Linked DNA regions of Homo sapiens: region 2 is linked to region 1. Evidence: chromatin loops called from intact Hi-C (ENCODE). Cell type or tissue: HCT116. All regions are shown on one strand. Each heading gives the region's core, and the rest is flanking DNA. Links, peaks and the distances in the headings are about the cores only.

Region 1 (8,000 bases), core at 1-8,000:
CTCAGAGAGCATACGGATCGGGGCAGGAGGGACAAAGGGCACCCAAACAAGGAAAGGGCCATGGGTGCGGGGAGGCTACGGGGGCGACTGGGGTGGGAGGAGGGGCGCCTCGCTGCTCCTGAGCTGCCTGGCTAAGCTGGGCTGGTGTGCGGTGCTGAGTGATCTTACCCATGATACAAACCCTTATACCAACCATACACTGAGGTGTTGTAAGGGGAGCGTAAGCATCAGCTGCAAGCCAGCTGCGTGGTGGCTGCAGTGACAATAAGAACAGTCAATTAATACGGCGGCCCCTGGACACGCCGCAGCCCTGCCCACCCTCCCCCACCCATCCCTGCCCATGTGGACGCCGCGGCAGCCTCAAAGGGGGCTTTGGAACTGTAGGGGCAGGCGCTCAACATGCCTATCACCCCACTGCCCGCTGAGGAACAGGGTGGGGGGCCAGGGTTGGGGAAGCGGAGGGTCGGGTGGCCCAGCCCCAGTTCTACTGGGGGGGGAAGAGAGGGCAGGTTCAAAGGCCAGTCCTCATTGCAACCTGGCCACCCCCAACTTCAGTGGGGGGAATGGGGGAGGTTCCCCCAAAATCCGACCCCTCCCCCCACCTCCAGCTGGCCCCAGCCCCCCACCCAGTTCCCTCTTTGCCCCTGAGGTTCAACGTGTGACACTTACCTCCCCAGGTTCACACACACACACACGTTGTGGGGGATTTGGTTTTTGTTTTTTAAAAAACACGTATATAAAAAAAAAAAAGATACATCAGAAACAGAGGGAGGAGGAGAAGAGACATCGCTAATGTCAGGTGTGGCAGGGTGGGGGAGGGGACAGACTGGGAGGGGCTGGGGCAGCAGAGAAGTGAGAGCAGGTCAGAGGGCAGGGCTCGGCGGGAGGTACTCACAGTGCATGTCTCGCTCGTGTTCGTACTCGATGAAGGCATAGCCACGGGGCTTTCCTGACCGCTTACTGTAGACCATGTGTATCTGTGGGGCACATGGGGACAGGGGTGAGTCCTGCCACAGGGCGGCTCCGCCCCACCAACCCCACAACAGCCTGCACACCAGGCCCTGGGCCGGATGAGGCCTCAGACCCTCTCTGTCCTTCAAGAGCCCTGAGTGACTTATGTTCTAATGGCAGGAGCAGAGGACACAGAGGCGGCTTCCTGGAGAAAATGACACTTAAGCTAAGACCTAAAGAAAGAAGAGAGATGAAGGAAGACAGTGAGGTGTCAGCCTGTCAGGTGGAATAGCAGTAACTCCAGAGGTCCAAGGGCCCGGGGGCAGGAGGGCAGGAGGCTGGGGATGCGCTTCGGCAGGGCTGGCTCATGTACTGATGACAGAGAGTCCCAGGAGATGAAGCCACAAAGGTGGGCAGGCCCGGGGTCATCAAGCGCCCCAATGCCAGGCCGAGAAGTGTGGTCGCTGAGGAGCTGGGAAGGGTGTTGAGCAAGGAAGGGCCAATGTGGGTGGTCTACGTGGAGTCAGGAGGACACAAATGGAATTAGGGAAACAGGAGGGAGTTGTGAATGCCAATGGGACGGGAATTCTTTTTTTTTTTTTTTTTTTTGGAGACAGAGTCTTGCTCTGTTGCCCAGGCTAGAGTGCAATGGCTCAATCTCAGCTCACTGCAACCTGCACCTCCCGGGTTCAAGCGATTCTCCTGCCTCAGCCTCCCAAGTAGCTGGGATTACAGGCGTGCGCCACCACACCTGGGTAATTTTTTGTATCTTTAGTAGAGATGGGGTTTCACCATGTTGGCCAGGCTGGTCTTGAAATCCTGACCTCATGATCTGCCCTTCTCGGCCTCCCAAAGTGCTGGGATTACGGGCGTGAGCCACTGTGCCTGGCCAAGGACAGGGAAGTTCTAAGGGAAAAAGAAAGGACACGTGCACAGCCAGGGAGGCTTGAGAGAACGTGGCACGATGAGGGATGCGTCCCATCCCGAGGATGGCAGCAAGAGAAGGGAGGAGATGGGGTGGGGTGGAGGTCCATGAGGCCACACAGCTTGGGGAAGAGCCCTGGAAGGCCAGATGGTGGCAGCTGGACCTGTCCTAACATGCTAGGGACCCATGGGATGCTGTCAGCAGAGATGGGGTCAGCTCTGGATGTCAGAAAGACCCCTTGGGGACCATGTCAGGGAGAACAACGGGCAAGGCAGGGCTGTTGAGACAGAGGTGGCCAGAATGAACCAGGGAAGATTTCTGGGAGGTAACAGCATTTGAGCTGGTCCCTAAAGGATGGCTAGTTCGCCATTCACATCACTACCAGTTGGCGACCAACCTGTATCATGGATGAACCTGGGACCCCACAGCCTCCAAAACACAACCAAGATTCCTGACTTGAATGGATCAGAGGGACAAGGGTGGGGCCAAGGTTGTCACTGGGCTGTGCAAGGCAGAACAACGTGTGTGTGTGTGTGTACACATATATACACATGCACATACACACACACACACAGGCACGAGACACCACACTCGGCTAATCTTTTGTATTTTTGTAGAGACGGGGTTTCGCCATGTTGGCCAGGCTGGTCTTGCCTCCTGACCTCAGGTGATCTGCCTGCCTCGCCCTCCCAACATGTGGGATTACAGGCGTGAGCTACCACGCCCAGCCTACAATACTTTTTTTTTTTTTTAAGATGGAGTCCCACTCTGTTGCCCAGGCTGGAGTACAGTGGTGTGATCTCGGCTCACTGCAACCTCCGCCTCCTGGGTTCAAGCAATTCTCCTGCCTCAGCCTCCTCAGTAGCTGGGATTACGGGCGCCCGCTATCATGCCCAGCTAATTTTTGTATTTTTTTTTTTTTTGTACAGACCAGGTTTCACCATGTTGGTCAGACTGGTCTCGAACTCCTGACCTCAGGTTATCCGCCCACCTCGGCCTCCCAAAGTGCTGGGATTACAGGCGTGAGCCACCGTGCCTGGCCCAACAATACTTTTTTTTTCCTTTGTGTGGAGAACGGGGTCTTGCTATATTGCCCAGGCAGGTCTCGAACTCCTGGGTTTAAGCTATCCTCCCGCCTCTGCCTCCTTAAGAGCTGAGATTACAGGTGTGAGCCATTGCACCCGGCCTGACATGTATAAATATTTTTAAAAGACGTATCAGAAACAGAGCAGGGAGAAGAGACATGGCTAACATCAGTTTGTGTGTAGGATGGCCTCAAGCCCTCACTACTGCCCAGTGAAGGCATGCGTCTCCCATGTTAGATAAAGGAAATCAGACACAGAGCACTTCAGTGACTTAAAAGAAGATTGGTAAAACAAAGCCTTCCTCTAAAACGGGACTCAGCATAGGTATTCTGCCAAGACCCAGAGAGTAGATATTTCCAGCTTGGACGGCCGTATACTGTTGCAACAATCCAACCCTGCCTTACAACAGTAGCAGCCAAAGACAATGTGTAAACAAACAGACCTGCCTGGCTGAGCAGCAGGAAAACTTTAAGTCTGTAGTTTGCCAACCCCTGCTCTCAACCAACCACCAGCAGTCATTACTTCTCATTTTACTTCTGCTGCCCAAGGTCTGCTGCATGGAGATACAGTCAGGATGCATAAATCCAGGCCCTGAAATGGTGTGAGCCATGCTCAGGGCTGGGACCTCTCTCCCTCCCTCTCAGGATACAGCCCCTCCTCCATGCACCCCCAATTCAAACACCCTGACCCACTCCACTTACTCTTTTGATAGGTCCGTACACCTCAAACTCTCTCCGGAGCTTGGATTCTGTTGTGTCATAATTCTACAAGGAGATGGATATGACGTTAAATGGGAGAACAGAGCTGTCCCACAGCCCCTGGAACATTCCCCTGTACCTAGCCTATTTGACCTTTGTGCCAGACCCAGGCTCTCAGCAGCGTGGGGTTCCAGGAGCTAGGAGCTGGGGACTTACCACTCTCGCCACGAAGAGAGTCTTGAAGGCATCCCCCTGAGCATTGGGATCATTGTGAGGGTCCCCTGTGCAGGAAGAAAGGAATTTTATAAGTTGAAGGTGTCCATGGTCTCAGGTAGCAAAACAAATACGATGGGCAGAGGCCAAGAAGAAAACGGTGGCATTGGGAGAGGCCCCTAACTGGAGGAACATGGGTGGTGACCTGGCAACCTCAGGGACGCCCCTCTCTGAACCTGTTTCTCTGAGGCACAGTGGGCTTTATCAGAGTGGCTGAGAGATAATCCAGGCTGCTGAGGAGAGGAGGTAAGGCTGACTTCAAGCTGACAGGATGTGGGCAGGCCCAACTGCCATTTCAGACCTACATAAACCCTAAGGGCCCTATCGCTCCCAGATGCAAGGTGATCCAAACAGTAATAGCCCAACTGGGCCTCCCTGGAGATGCAGCTGATGCCCCCAGGTTCTGAGCTCCCTCCTGTAGGCAGGGCCACACTGCCACCTACTGGACACAGACTGCAACTACAGCCCACAGGAAAACCTGAGACCAAGCTGCCCCAAGGCTAAGAATGAGAGCCAGGAAAGCAAACACTAAGTAAGCTCTGCTTTCCTGTCTGTGCCCTGTGTCTCTAAAAAGGAACCCAGGAACTGACTAGCGTCAGATCAGATTCTCACTCCAGCCTCACTACTGTGAGGCAAACTGTTCTACCTGGCTACTAAGGAATAACAATCTCCAAAGAAAAGAGCCAGGAATCTCCTAAGAAACCAATTTCATAGGTGATCCTGCTGGGTCAGGCCTGGGAATAAGTCCTTTTCACCAAATATGGTGGCTCCAGCACATAATGACCCTGACTCCTGCCGGGGCCTTAAGGACACTCTGCCGGTTCTTCCATGGTATAGTGTTTCCCTCGGAAGCCCTGTCACATTCTGGGAGAGCATGAGAAAAGGAATAACATTAACCCATTTATGCCAGAGGTTGCAATTTTTTGAATTGCAGACACGTGTGAAAAATCAGACCCTGGTGATGACCCGAGCAGTAGGATATAAATAACTCCCACATGCTTAGCGTTCCAATAATGGAACATTAGACATATAATTTACTGAACACGTACTATGGCCCAGACACAGTGCTGGACACTGATATTTATTTATTACTATTTTGCAAATGGAAGTAAAACAGAACAAACTCGAGACACAGAAAAAGGGAGGTGTTAAAGTGGCGAAGGGCCAAGGCAGACTTCACCTCTCACCCCGGGCACTTGAACTACCAGGCTCCTTCCCCGAACCCTCGGGTGCTACCTTTTCAGGAAGACAGTGTGGGTGTTGCCAGAAGCTAGAGAAATAAAGTCTCAGATTTTTTTTTTTTTTAAACAGAGTCTTGCTCTGTTGCCCAGGCTTAAAGTGCAATGGCGCAATCTCGTCTCACTGCAACCTCTGCCTCCGAGGTTCAAGCAATTCTCCTGCCTCAGCTTCTCAAGCAGCTGGGATTACAGGCGTGCACCACCACATCCAGCTAATTTTTGTATTGTTAGTAGAGATGGGGTTTCGCCATGTTGGCCAGGCTGGTCTCGAACTCCTGACCTCAGGTGATCCGCCCTCCTCGGCCTCCCAAAGTGCTGGGATTACAGGCATGAACCACCGCGTCCCGCCAGATTTGTTTCTTATGAGAGAATTTAACTACAAGTATAAACTAAGGTCAAGATGACTTTAAGGAATGTACTTTTTTTGAGATGGAGTGTCACTCTTGTTGCCCAAGGTCAGTGCAATGGATGGCGAGATCTCGGCTTACTGCAACCTCCGCCTCCCGGGTTCAAGCGATTCTCCTGCCTCAGCCTCCCAAGTAGCTGGGATTACAAACACACACCACCACACCCAGCTAATCTTTTGTATTTTTAGTAGAGACGGGGTTTCACTATGTTGGCCAGGCTGGTTTCGAACTCCTGACCTCAGGTGATCTGCCTGCCTCGGCCTCCCAAAGTGCTGGCATTACAGGCGTGAGCCACCGCACCTGGCCTAAGAATATTTTAGAAAACAGAAGCCTAAGCCACAATTTAAGGGAATCGCTATCTGGGACAAATGGAAACGTCTGAAAACAACTCCATCTCAGCGTTCTCTCCACCCACTCCTCAAGTTCCTTGCCAGGCTGGGCACAGTGGCTCACACCTGTAATCCCAGCAATTTGGGAGGCTAAGGCGGACGGATCACCTGAGGTCAGGTGTTTGAGACCAGCCTGGCAAACATGGCGAAACCCCGTCTCTACTAAAAATACAAAATTACCAGGGCATGGTGGTGTGCGCCTATAGTCCCAGCTACTCGGGAGGCTGACGCAGGAGAATTGCTTGAATCTGGGAGGTGGAGATTGCAGTGAGCCGAGATCATACCACTGAACTCCAGCCTCGGCAATAAAGCGAAAAAAAAAACAAAAAACAAAAAACGTTCCTTGCCATACCTTATCCCTGAGCGTTGTAATTTTCTATGGCCAGGTCTCTCAATCTGCACTGGCTTTTTTTTTTTTTTTTTTTGCACCAGCTAACTCTCATTCATTCAATAGGTAATTCTTTTTATTCGCCGATGTTTGTGCTCTTGTAAGTAAGTAATTCTTAAGCATCTACTATGTGCCTGGAAATGCTATAGTTGTTGGGGATTTCGCAGTAAACAAGACAAAAAAAGGTGCTGGGCGCAGTGGCTCACAGCTGTAATGCCAGCACTTTGGGAGGCCAAGGCAGGCGGATCACTTGTGACCAAGAGTTCAAGAAGACCAGCCTGATCAACACAGCGAAACCTCATCCCTACTAAAAATACACAAAAAATTAGCTGGGTGTGGTCCAGCTACTCAGGAGACTAAGACAAGAGAATCGCTTGAACCAGGGAGGCGATGAAGGTTGCAGTAAACCGAGATCGTGCCACTACAGTCTATCCTGTGCAACAGAGTGAGACTGTCTCCAAAAAAAAAAAAAAAAAGGTGTCTACCCTCATGGGGTTCATATGCTAATGAAAGAGGTAAATAAGGAGATCCTATGATCACATCAGATGACGACAGAGAATAGAAACGGGTGACTTTACAAGGCAGGTTAGAAAAAGCCTCACAAGATGCTAACATTTAATGAAGAGCTGAAAGCTGTCACAGCAGCAAGGAAACACACCCGGCAACGCCAGACAGCAGGCATTCTAACAGTTACTGTGGAGCATGACAGTGGGACCAATGAATGCTGCAGGGCTGGGGAGTGGACGAAGGCCAAACAACAGCTGAGCTTCCTGAAGGGCAGCCAGAGGGAAACCACCCCAGCACACTGTGTGAGTTCCCTGGAGCACTTGCTTACCCGGGGTGGGGGGGCCACAAATGTGACTAAAGGTAAAAAGCAAATGCAGCAAAGCAATGGTACCCCCAAGTCCTGAAGATAGAGAACAAAAGCTCAAAGAAGGTAGCACAGACCCAATGCCGGGCAGCGCCCCACAGCCAGCGTATGCGTGCAGCGCCCTGACGGCAGCTCTCCCTCAGGACATCACTGGTTGAGGGCTCATCTAAGTAGCAGCCCAGAGCAGAGACTCAACGGAAGTGGGTCGTGGAGTTGGGAATTAGGCTTTGAGGTACTCGAGGTCCCATCTTGGAACTCTCACTCTTTGGAAGCGTGCTTGCCTCAACAAGCCTCCATTTCTTTATCTTAAAAATGGGAGTAGCAACCCCTGCTGCACTTGGAAGCTGTGAGAAAGTCAGTAACACCAAGTACAAGCGCTCAGCAAGGAGGCACCGTCCCCTTGACGGGAGCTGTTCATTGTGACAAGGCACAGCAAGCTTCTATAGCTATGAGTGGAGGCTCTCAAGGGCACAGAAACCCTACTGAACTTGATCCATTCTTTTATTTCTTTTCTATTATGGAGAAGTTCAAGCATTTAATGGAGGCAGAGCAGTATAACGAACTCCCATGAGCCCGCTTCCATTATCAACACGTGGACGGACTTGTTTCATCCCTATCCTCCCACAGCCCACTGCATTTTTTTGAGACGGAGTCTTGCTCTGTCACCCCGGCTGGAGTGCAGTGGCATGACCTCAGCTCACCCCAACCTCTGCCTCCTGAGTTCAAGTGATTCTCCTGCCTCAGCCTCCCAAGTAGTTGCAATTAGAGGCCCCTG
Region 2 (9,650 bases), core at 1-8,000, 51 kb before region 1:
GGAACTACCAGCCAGGGTCCCTGTGTGGCTACTGCTCCTTCTGCAATGTATGTCCCCAGCCCAGATCCACCCACCAAGGTGTCCCCAGAATCTGTCCCAGGGGCCCTGGGGTGGTGCTGTGGGAGGGCTCAGAGCAAGGGCAGGCCAGGGTCAGTTCTGAAAGAAAAGAGATCCTTCTGCAGGCATGTGAGGTGAGGACAGACTGAAGGCTGGGAGGCTGGGGCAGTGGTCCAGGAAGGAGAGGACAAGACCCAAGCTGCATCTTGGGGTGTGGGGACAGAGACAGGGGTCTGTGGCAAAGAGAGTCGGGGGAAGGAGGGATGGCACAGGGGCTGATAGGCTAGGGGGAGAATAGGCAGAGAGCGGGTGGAGAGAGCACCTGAGCCCACCCTGACAGGGAGACATGGGGTCGCCCTGAGATAGAAAACCAGGGGCAGGGCCGGGTGTGGTGGCTCACGCCTGTAATCTCAGCACTTTAAGAGGCCAGGGTGGGCGGAACACGAGGTCAGGAGATCGAGACCATCCTGGCTAACACGGTGAAACCCCATTTCTACTAAAAAATACAAAAAAATTAGCCGGGCGTGGTGGCACGCACCTGTAATCCCAGCTACTCAGGAGGCCGAGGCAGGAGAATCGCTTGAACCCGGGAGACGGAGGTTGCAGTGAGCTGAGGTTGCGCCACTGCACTCCAGCCTGGGCGACAGAGAGAGACTCCGCCTCAAGAAAAAAAAGGAAAAAAAGGGAAAGGAAGGAAACCAGGGGCAGGGGAGGGGAGGGGAGGCTGGTTTGGGGGGCAGATACAGAGCTCAGTGTTAGAGATAAAGAGGGTAGAGTCTGGGGAAGCGTCCAGGGTGCAGGGGTGGGCCAGGGGCGGGTACCTCCCAAGTGGCGTTAGAGTTTCCATCTAACCAGGCTCCCCCGGTCCCCAGCGATGCACTGAATGTGAGAGCTGTCACTGTGATGAGGAGAACATGGGTGAGCACTGCGACCAGTGCCAGGTGAGACCTCACCTCACACTCAAGGCTCCACTGGGCCTCAGGATGCACCGGGACCCTCTGAGGACCCCCAGCCCTAAATCCTGGCCTCTGACCCAACCCCTTACCCCTGATGCAACCTTGACTCCACAAGCGATCCTGACTCCAACCTTAACCTAGACCTAGCCTCTGGTCCGGGTCTGGTCCCGGCCCCATCCTAACTCCGCCCCCGGCCACGCCCCACGCTCACTCTCTCTCCCCGTCCCCGCCTCCAGCACTGTCAGTTCTGCTATCTCTGCCCGCTGGTCTGCGAAACGGTCTGCGCTCCAGGTGAGCATGGGCGGGGCCCTGGAAAAACCTGAGGAAGGTGCCGGGCCCAGCGTGGTGAATCCTGGTGGGGGCGGAGCCTGGCCCGGTAGGCTGGTGGGGCGGGGCTAAGAGGGGAGGCGTGGCCAAGGCTCTGAGCACGTGGGCCGGGGCCTGGCTCGAGGAACACCAGGTGGAGTTGCTGGAGCCAAGGGACAGAAATGAGTGGAGGGTTGAGATGCGGGCTTAGAGCCTAATGGGCGAGGCCAACTCAAGTAGGAATCGAAGGGGCGGGGCTACTGGAGAACGGAATCACCCAGAACGAAAAAGGGGTCCGGTAGAAGGGATTCAGTTGGAAGAAGGAATTAGGGAAAAGGAGGTGGAGCTAGCACTAATCTCGCACGCTATACTGAGTGGCTGCCTAATTTTGCTCGTGCAGTACCCCTCAAGCCTCTTTTCTCTGCTGTCCCACAGGAAGCTACGTTGACTATTTCTCCTCGTCCCTTTATCAGTAAGTGTGTAAAAGGGGAGCGTGTAAAAGCCCCGTTTAGAGAAGTGCTTGTCTCGCTATGAGTTATCAGATGACTCTGGGACTCCATTTCCCCGTCCATGAAATGGGCAGGTTAATGATCTCTAAGCGTCCTGGGGTGGGCTTTGAACACCAGCTGTCTAACTTCTGGCGTTCTCGTCTCCAGGGCCCTGGCAGACATGCTGGAAACGCCGGAACCCTGACCCAGTCGCTCGACTGCGACGCAGGTGTACCTCCCCCTGCCTTCCAACCCCTTTCCACGAGCTATATTTATTTCTCCGAATAAACGTGCTCCCCGAAACCTCATTGTCAGACGTGGGGTCTGGGAATCTCAGGGCATCGGGGAATGCGGGTAGGGTCTAGAGACCTGGACCTAGACTTGAGGGATGAGGGGCCTGGACTCCTGGCTCGAGGTGGTTGGTTGAACAGCCCCCCCCCCCCCCGCAAAAAAAAAATCAGTCAACAAGGAAGCTTTTTGAAACAGTTCTCTTTACCCGTGATCACTGAGTGACGCCTGGGGCGGGGAGGCCGACCGAGAGTCGGGGGCGAGGGCTCCCCCACCGTCCCCCTGCCCCCACGCCACGTCGCCCAGCGGCATCGTGGAAAGAGGATTCTCCCATGCAAACCCCGGAGCCAGAGGAGAAGGGGAAGCGCCATTCTGCGCCCCCTACCCCCGGGGCACGGACACGGCCACAGCACGGGGGGCGGTGAGGCCCCGGGGACACGAGACACGGGGGAGGGAGAGGGGAACCCGCCCGCAGATGACCCGGGGGACCGGCGACCGGACGCGGCGGGGCGGAGCTGAGTGGCACAGGGGGCGAGGCTTGTAGCAGCGAGTCCCCCCTCCCCTCCTTTCGGACGAAGAAGGAAGACTTGGGCCCCGCGACTGGGCAGGAAAAAGGGGAGGGAGCAGCCTCTCCCCGCATGCGGCCCGGGAGGGAAGCCCCGCCCCCTTCCCGCGGGTAAAGGACACCCGTCTCCCAACAGAAACTGATCAATAAATTACAAAGTAGAGAAAAGGAAAGCGGACGTTTGGGGCGGGATTTCTTCCTCCCCGCTTCTTCCCCCTCTCAGTCCAGTTCATGTGGTTTGGTCCAGGCCCCGGCCCTGTGCGAGGCGGGCGCGCGCACTCCCGCTGGTCTGTACAGATGGTCCAGTCCTCGGCGCGAGCTCCCCCGCCCGCTCTCCCCGGCGAGGCCACAGTCCGGGCAGGAGAGGGAACAGCCCAGCCTCGGGAAGATTCTTCCGTCCGAGTGAGGTCACCTGCATGACGCCGGGCAGCGCGTGGAGCAGTGAAGATCCACCGTGCCGCCCCGCACCCCCAAGGTCGCCCAGCACGGTCCTCACCTGGAGGCCTGCACTAGCAGGAATAGGTCCGGACCGAAACGCCGTCTGCCCGGGAACTCCCAGAAGTCTGGCCTGGAGGGAGAGCGAGCAGCGGTTCAGCCTGGAGCACCCTCCTCCCTGTTCCTCTCCAGGATTCCTCCCTTTGGACTTCCCTTCCCGATGTCACAACGATCGCCGGGCTCCACATGGGTTTCCCTCCCTTCCCCGCAGCCAAGGACTCAAACTCGCATTGGGCGAGTTCACTCCCGCCCTGGGAAGGGGGAGTGGGATTTATCCATTTCATCCTGACGGGGGAGTCCGGAACGTTGGAGCAGTCCATTCCTCAGGGGTGGGCGAGAAAGGACTAGGCCATTCCAGAACCCGGACTACTGAGGTGGTCCATGCCCCACCCTAGGGAAGCGAGGAAGGGCTGTCGCATTTGGGAGCCCCCCACCTTCTGGCTGCAGCTTGCGGAGAGGGAGCCCCGGAGAGCCCAGGGCTCCCGCTGCAGCCGAACGAAAGTTGGGGGGCAACATCTCAGCTGAGTCGGGAGTTACGCCTCGGAGGTCCTTCTCCCGGAACATCTTCCGCCAGGATGGGGAGCGGCTGAAAGACTTGGCGCTGTCCTAGGTATAGGAGCCGGACAGCCGGTGAGGGACTCCTGCCTTGTCTGACTCCGCCCCTTCCTTTGACTCCACCCCTCTCCGGGTCTCACCTCTCCTTTAACCCCGCCCCTCTCCTGGCCCCGCCTCCAACCGTGACCATTAATAGTCAGGCCCCGCCCCCTCAGCTCAGCCTCTCGAGGAGCCGCTGGGAGCAGAGCCCTCTGAGCTGTTGCCGCGCCCACCTCGTCCAGCCGCCTGTCTGTGCCTAAGGAGATAAGGTTGCTGAATTCCTTCTCCAGAAGCTGCCGGGCCTGGAAAGAGGAGGTGGAGGGGGCGGTTGGAGCGTGCAGTCTGCGAGGTGGGGACGCCCAGCATGCTCCGGGCCCAGCGGCAGCTCACCTGTGCATTCTGCGTGGGGATCTGCAGGAGCAAGGCCAGGTCGGAGTAGTCGAAGGTCTCGTCCAGGGCGAGCAGTGCCCCGTGTACCCCGCTCTCCGTGAGGTTCGTGGCAAATTCCTTCAGGCCCAGCCCGGACACCCAACCCATGACCCGCTCATTGGACCACACCATCACGTCTGGGGACGGAAGGGACCCTCAGCCGTGCCCCTCCCGTGGCCTGGAGAGTTCAGTTTAGCCCATACCTCCACCTCCATTTGGTCTCTTCGGGCCACGCCCCCCACGCTGGCTCCACCCCCACGGTTATGGTGCCAATTTGCTTCTCCGGTCTCCCCCTACCCCCTCTCCTCCCCATCCAGCTCCACGCCCTCCACCTGGCTCCCAAAGGGACCCTTAGGCTCTACTCACCTCGGATCTGGGTCTGACTTTCTTCCCGCCTCCGCTCCAGGTCCTTCCGGTCATAGTTGAGCCGTTTCAGGCACATAATCCCATAATGTAGACTCACCCTGAGCAGCAGGGGAAGTGGAGTCACGGATGAGCTTTCCAGTCCCCTAGACTGCTGCTCCTACGGGTCCCTCCCCACTGGCTGCGCTCTTCTTGGAAAGGGTGGGGAGCTGATAAGTTCTATTGACTGTTGACCCCCTCAGGAGGTGAGGCATTTTCAATAATAGGCACTTCCTACTGGCCAGCCTGGAAGGGGTCCAGGGTTAACTAGCCAAGCCATTTCAGGATCTGAACTTTTCCTGTGGACCATCTCATTGGTGAAAGGAGCACAGAGTCAGGATTTCCTGAGAACTCAGGCTAAAAGGGCCAAGATAAGCCTGGGAATCTCCCATGGCCAATCCTATTGGCCAAAGACTCTCTGGGGTGGGGCTTCCCTTTGGACTGTCCCCACTGGCCAGGCAGCCCCCACCTGTGAAAGCTGTCCACCATCTTGAGTTGGCCCCGGAGCTCCTTCTTGTTAAGGTGATCTAACATTCGAGCGTCCACCAGCGACTCCATGAAGTAGCTGCGGTATTGGGGCAGCCCCAGGCTGGGCAGCCAGTCGTTCCCCACCCACTCGTGGTTCATGTCGCCATATGCCAGGATCTGGGGCCATGGGCAGGTGAGGGAAGAGTCAGGCCCTCTGGCCCCTTCCCACTGTGCATGAGAGGGGTACAGTCCAACCTCCCAATCCAAGGTTTTTTCCCACCCCATGGTAGGACAATGACCAATCTCTGCTCAGGATAATGGACCAATCCAGAGTTGTCTCCTAGCCCTTCATGACAGCATATACTCTTGGCTACTCAAACAGTTGTCCTGAGACCTAGAGCGTCACCATCACCTGTGGACTTGCTGGAATTGCAGAATCTCAGACCTTACTCCAGACCTACTGAAGTCGGTATCGGCATTTTCACAAGACCCTCAGGTGATTCGAAATATACATTATATTTATTTTTAAATTTCTTTCTTTCTCTCTTTCTCTCTCTCTCTCTCTCTCTCTCTTTCTGAAAGAGTCTGCTATGTCACCCAGGCTGGAGCGCGGTGGCACGATCTCGTCTCACTGCAACCTCCCCATCCCAGGTTCAAGCAATTCTCTTGCCTCAGCCTTCGAGTAGCTGGGATTACAGGTACGAGCCACCACGCCCGGCTAATTTTTGTATTTTTTAGTAGAGACGGCGTTTCACCATGTTGGCCAGGCTGGTCTCAAACTCCTGACCTCAAGGGATCCGCCCACCTCAGCCTCCCAACGTGCTGGGATTACAGGCATGAGCCACCGCGCCTGGCTGTATTTGTTTATTTTTTAGAGACAGGGTCTTACTATGTTGCCCAGGTTGACCTCAGCTTCGTGGGCTCAAGCGGTCCTCCTGCCTCAGTCTTCCAAGTAGCTGAGACTACAGGTGTGTGCCACCCCACTACACATTAAATTTGGGGAAGCACTGCTTTAACTCTGTCTCACTGCAGTCCAACGTCACTAAACCCCCAAGTCAGGACAATGGACTCTTTCAAGGCAGCTCTCCCACTAAGAAAGGGCCATCACTCTTGCAATGTCCTGAAAATACTTGTCTAATGTTATATCTGGCCCAGGACAATATTCCAGATGAGTCCCAAGTCCCTCACTCCTTTCAGCATCAGCACAAAATCCACGCCTCCCCCTGGCTGGAAATATGTGATCTATGACCACAGTCAAACATAATTCCTCCGTGGACAGTGAGTTCATGCCTCTTGGGTTTTTTTGTTAGTTTATTTGTTTGGTTTTTATGAGATGGAATCTGGCTCTATCACCCAGGCTGGAGTACAATGGTGCAATCTCGGCTCAGTGCAACCTCTACCTCCTGGGTTCAAGCGATTCTCCTGCCTCAGCCTCCCAAGTAGCTGGGATTACATACGCTAGCCACTGCACCCGGCTAATTTTTGTATTTTTAGTAGACACAGGGTTTCACCATGTTGGCCAGACTGGTCTCAAACTCCTGACCTCAGGTGATCTGCCCACCTCAGCCTCCTAAAGTGCTGGAATTACAGGCGTGAGCCACTGCGCCCGGCCGCCTCTTGTTTCTTGAGAACAAAGTGTAGCTCCTCCTCCCCAACTTCTCATTCAGCCTGGCTGCCTCACCACCACCACAGCCAGTGTGTCCTCCTTGGCCCTGGTACACTGAGCAGTCCACTGTAGCCCCCGCCCCCTCCACTATAGGGACACCGGCTGCTCAGTCTCTCCTGAGCTACAGAATTGAAGCCCCTTAGAGCCCCCACAACCCACGATGATGAAATGGTCCATGCATAAGGCTGACTATGCAACAGTCTGGGCTTCCACATCGCATCCCCTCTACCCTCCCCACCGCCAAGCCATAATGGAACAGTCCAGAGCCAAGCTTGGCGCAGCGCCCCCCCATGGGGATGATGGCATGTTCTGGTGAAGGCAGGGGCAGGGCTCGGAGGAGGGGCATCCATGCGTCGTGCACAGCCTGTTCATGCGCTCACGCCCCGCCCCGCGCCCCCTACCTGCTCCCAGCTGATCTCCTTGGTCTCCTGACCCGTTAGTAGGAAGAGGGGAGAGAAGGGGTGAGTTAAGGGGCAGGCAGAGGAGGACGCAAGGAGCGGACTTAGGGATGGCCACAGACTCGGTCCCCGCCCCCACCCCCAAAGAAGGTTAGTGCCACCCCCAAGGCGGCCGGCAGGGGGCACTCACGGGCTTGGTCGTGGCCGTAAGGGACTCCATCTCCTCGTGTGTCATCCACACGTTTCCTGTGGACTGAGGGGCAGGGAGTGTTAATGGATGGTGGGAGAGGGCTTCGCGTGGGGGAGAGGAAGGAGGGTGTCCTCCTGAAGGCCCTGGGCCACACGTTTATGTCCCTCCTGCTTTCTGGGGCAAGCAGTAACAGAGAAAAGGAATGATTCTTATTATAGGGCACCTGCCATGTACCAGGCAATGTGACTTTGGAGTTGAACAAATTCAGGTTGGAATTGGGACCCTGCCATGCATTTTGCTGTGTGGCCCTGTGCAAATGACGTCACCTCGCTGACCTCACACAGAGGTACAGAATGAGGATTCAGAAGTGGGGGACAGACACAGCCATGGTGCAAATGTTTAGGGAGTATGGCGGGGGGGGTTCACATTTATTGAGCTTCTGCTCCCAACAACCTCACGAGTTAGGAATCCATACAAGGATAAAAACATTTATGTACTTCTGGTGAGTGTCAGGCACCAGTCACCGTCATAGGGTGTGGGATATGGCAAGGGACACGACAGACACTTTTCGTCCTAGTGGGGGAGAAACAATGAACATATTTTAAGTATGTTGGGGAAATTTGAATACAGAGTGAATAGTAAATGAAATTAACAACTGTGGCCAGGCGTGGTGGCTCACACCTGTAGTGCCAGCACTTTGGGAGGCTGAGGCGGGCACATCACTTTTGGAGATTGAAGACTAGCCTGGCCAACCTGGAGAAACCCCATCTCTACTAAAAATACAAAAATTAGGCTGAGAGTGGTCTAGCACTTCGGGAGGCAGAGGCGGGTGGATCACCTGAGGTCAGGAGTTCAAGACCAGCCTGGCCAACGTTGGTGAAACCCTATCTCTACTAAAAATACAAAAATTAGCTGGGCATGGTGGCGTGTGCCTTTAATCCCAGCTACTCAGGAGGCTGAGGCAGGAGAATCACTTGAACCAGGGAGACGGAGGTTGCAGTGAGCCAAGATCGCACCACTGCACTCCAGCCTGGGCGACAGAGTGAAACTCCATCTCAAAAAAAAAAAAAAAAGAAAGAAAAGAAAAGAAAAAGAAATTAACAACAATGTGAATGCCCTTAGGTGTGATAAAGGATGTGGTGTTTACAAGGAAGAAAAAGACCCACTAAAGTAATTTTGGGGGCTAAGATGTTATGACTTTCTCCAATTACATTCAAGTACAGGTCTCTGAGCATCCCCAACCTGAAAATCCAAAATCCAAAATGCTCCAAAATTCTAAACTTTTTTTTTTTTGGATGCACTCTTTCTCTGTCACCCAGGCTGCAGTACAGTGGGACAATCACAGCTCACTGCAGCCTCGACCTCCTGGGCTCAAAGGATCCTCCCACCTCAGCCTCCTGAGTAGCTAGGACTACAGGTATACGCCACCACACCCGACTAATTTTTGTATTTTTAGTAGAGATGGGGTTTTGCCATGTTGCCCAGGCTGGTCTCGAACTCCCGGGTTCAAGAGATCGGCCATCCAAAGCCTCCCAAAATGCTGGAATTACAGGTGTGAGCCACAGTGCTTGGCCCTAAACTTACGTGCTGACACGAAGCCACAAGAGGAAAATCCCCCACCTGACCTCATGTGACAAGTCACAAACAAAATGCAGTCAAAACTTTGTTTCATGCACAAAGCTATTTAAAATATTGTAGGCCGGGCACGGTGGCTCACGCCTGTAATCCCAGCACTTTGGGAGGCTGAGGCAGGTGGATCACGAGGTCAGGAGTTCAAGACCAGCCTGGCCAAGATGGTGAAACCCCATCTCTACTAAGAATACAAAAATTAGCAGGGCGTGGTGGTGGGCGCCTATAATCCCAGCTACTCGGAAGGTTGAGGCAGAGGATTGGAATTGCTTGCACCCAGGAGGCAGAGGTTGCAGTGAGTCGAGGTCGCACCATTGCACTCCAGCCTTGGCGACAAAGCAAGACTCCCATCTCGAAAAAATAAAATAAAAATAAAAAATAAAATATTGTATAAAATTCTTTTTAGGCATGTGTATGAGATGCATATGAAACATAAATGAATTTCATGTTTAGGCTTGGCTCCCATCCCCAAGATATTTCATTTATATGCAAATATTCAAAAAAAACTTTTTAAAATCAGAAATTCTAAACACTTCTGGTCCCACGTATTTCAAGTAAGGGACACTCAACCTGTACTCCCCACTCCCCGCCTCCACCCCACACACACAACAGAGCAAGTACAGCAAAAGTTTGAGAATCGCTGAACTGGGTACACATGATTTTCTGTATGTTTGAAATGTCTCGTAATCAAAAGTTGGAACGAGGGCCAGGCGTAGGGG

The links. Hi-C counts contacts between places; a loop is a spot of excess contacts. Peaks named below come from ENCODE experiments on the same cell type or tissue, not always from the same donor. Only the 100,000 strongest peaks of a DNase experiment are listed, where the experiment ranks them.
Region 2: a loop joins it to region 1, with 7 times the contacts of the local background. A loop is called at or near these places in 90 of 110 quality-filtered maps.

The regions. Positions count from the first base shown.
Region 1 is chr19:49,094,367-49,102,366 of GRCh38, reverse strand. SNRNP70 (small nuclear ribonucleoprotein U1 subunit 70) reads right to left here. Exons shown (of 10, transcript NM_003089.6): 5 at 3,876-3,940; 6 at 3,663-3,725; 7 at 896-977. Among named protein-coding and RNA genes, the nearest start is that of SNRNP70, 13 kb to the right of the region's middle. RefSeq lists enhancers at 742-1,595, 1,596-2,451. In HCT116, for the core only: CTCF peaks have their summits at 4,170 and 4,373 (motif pointing left); a DNase peak (open chromatin) is centred at 4,416; H3K27ac peaks cover 1,367 bases.
Region 2 is chr19:49,143,658-49,153,307 of GRCh38, reverse strand. It overlaps PPFIA3 (PPFI scaffold protein A3), which reads right to left. Exons shown (of 30, transcript NM_003660.4): 22 at 7,303-7,365; 23 at 7,116-7,142; 24 at 5,050-5,225; 25 at 4,545-4,642; 26 at 4,140-4,315; 27 at 3,983-4,051; 28 at 3,590-3,761; 29 at 3,157-3,228; 30 at 2,282-3,072. The coding sequence ends at 3,170. HRC (histidine rich calcium binding protein) reads left to right here. Exons shown (of 6, transcript NM_002152.3): 2 at 1-47; 3 at 930-998; 4 at 1,250-1,304; 5 at 1,755-1,791; 6 at 1,976-2,110. The coding sequence ends at 2,012. Among named protein-coding and RNA genes, the nearest start is that of HRC, 6.9 kb to the left of the region's middle. RefSeq lists enhancers at 1,367-1,976, 3,566-3,785. In HCT116, for the core only: CTCF peaks have their summits at 7,064 and 7,280 (motif pointing right); DNase peaks (open chromatin) are centred at 1,437, 3,427, 3,867, 7,007 and 2 weaker places; H3K4me3 peaks cover 4,522 bases; H3K27ac peaks cover 5,905 bases.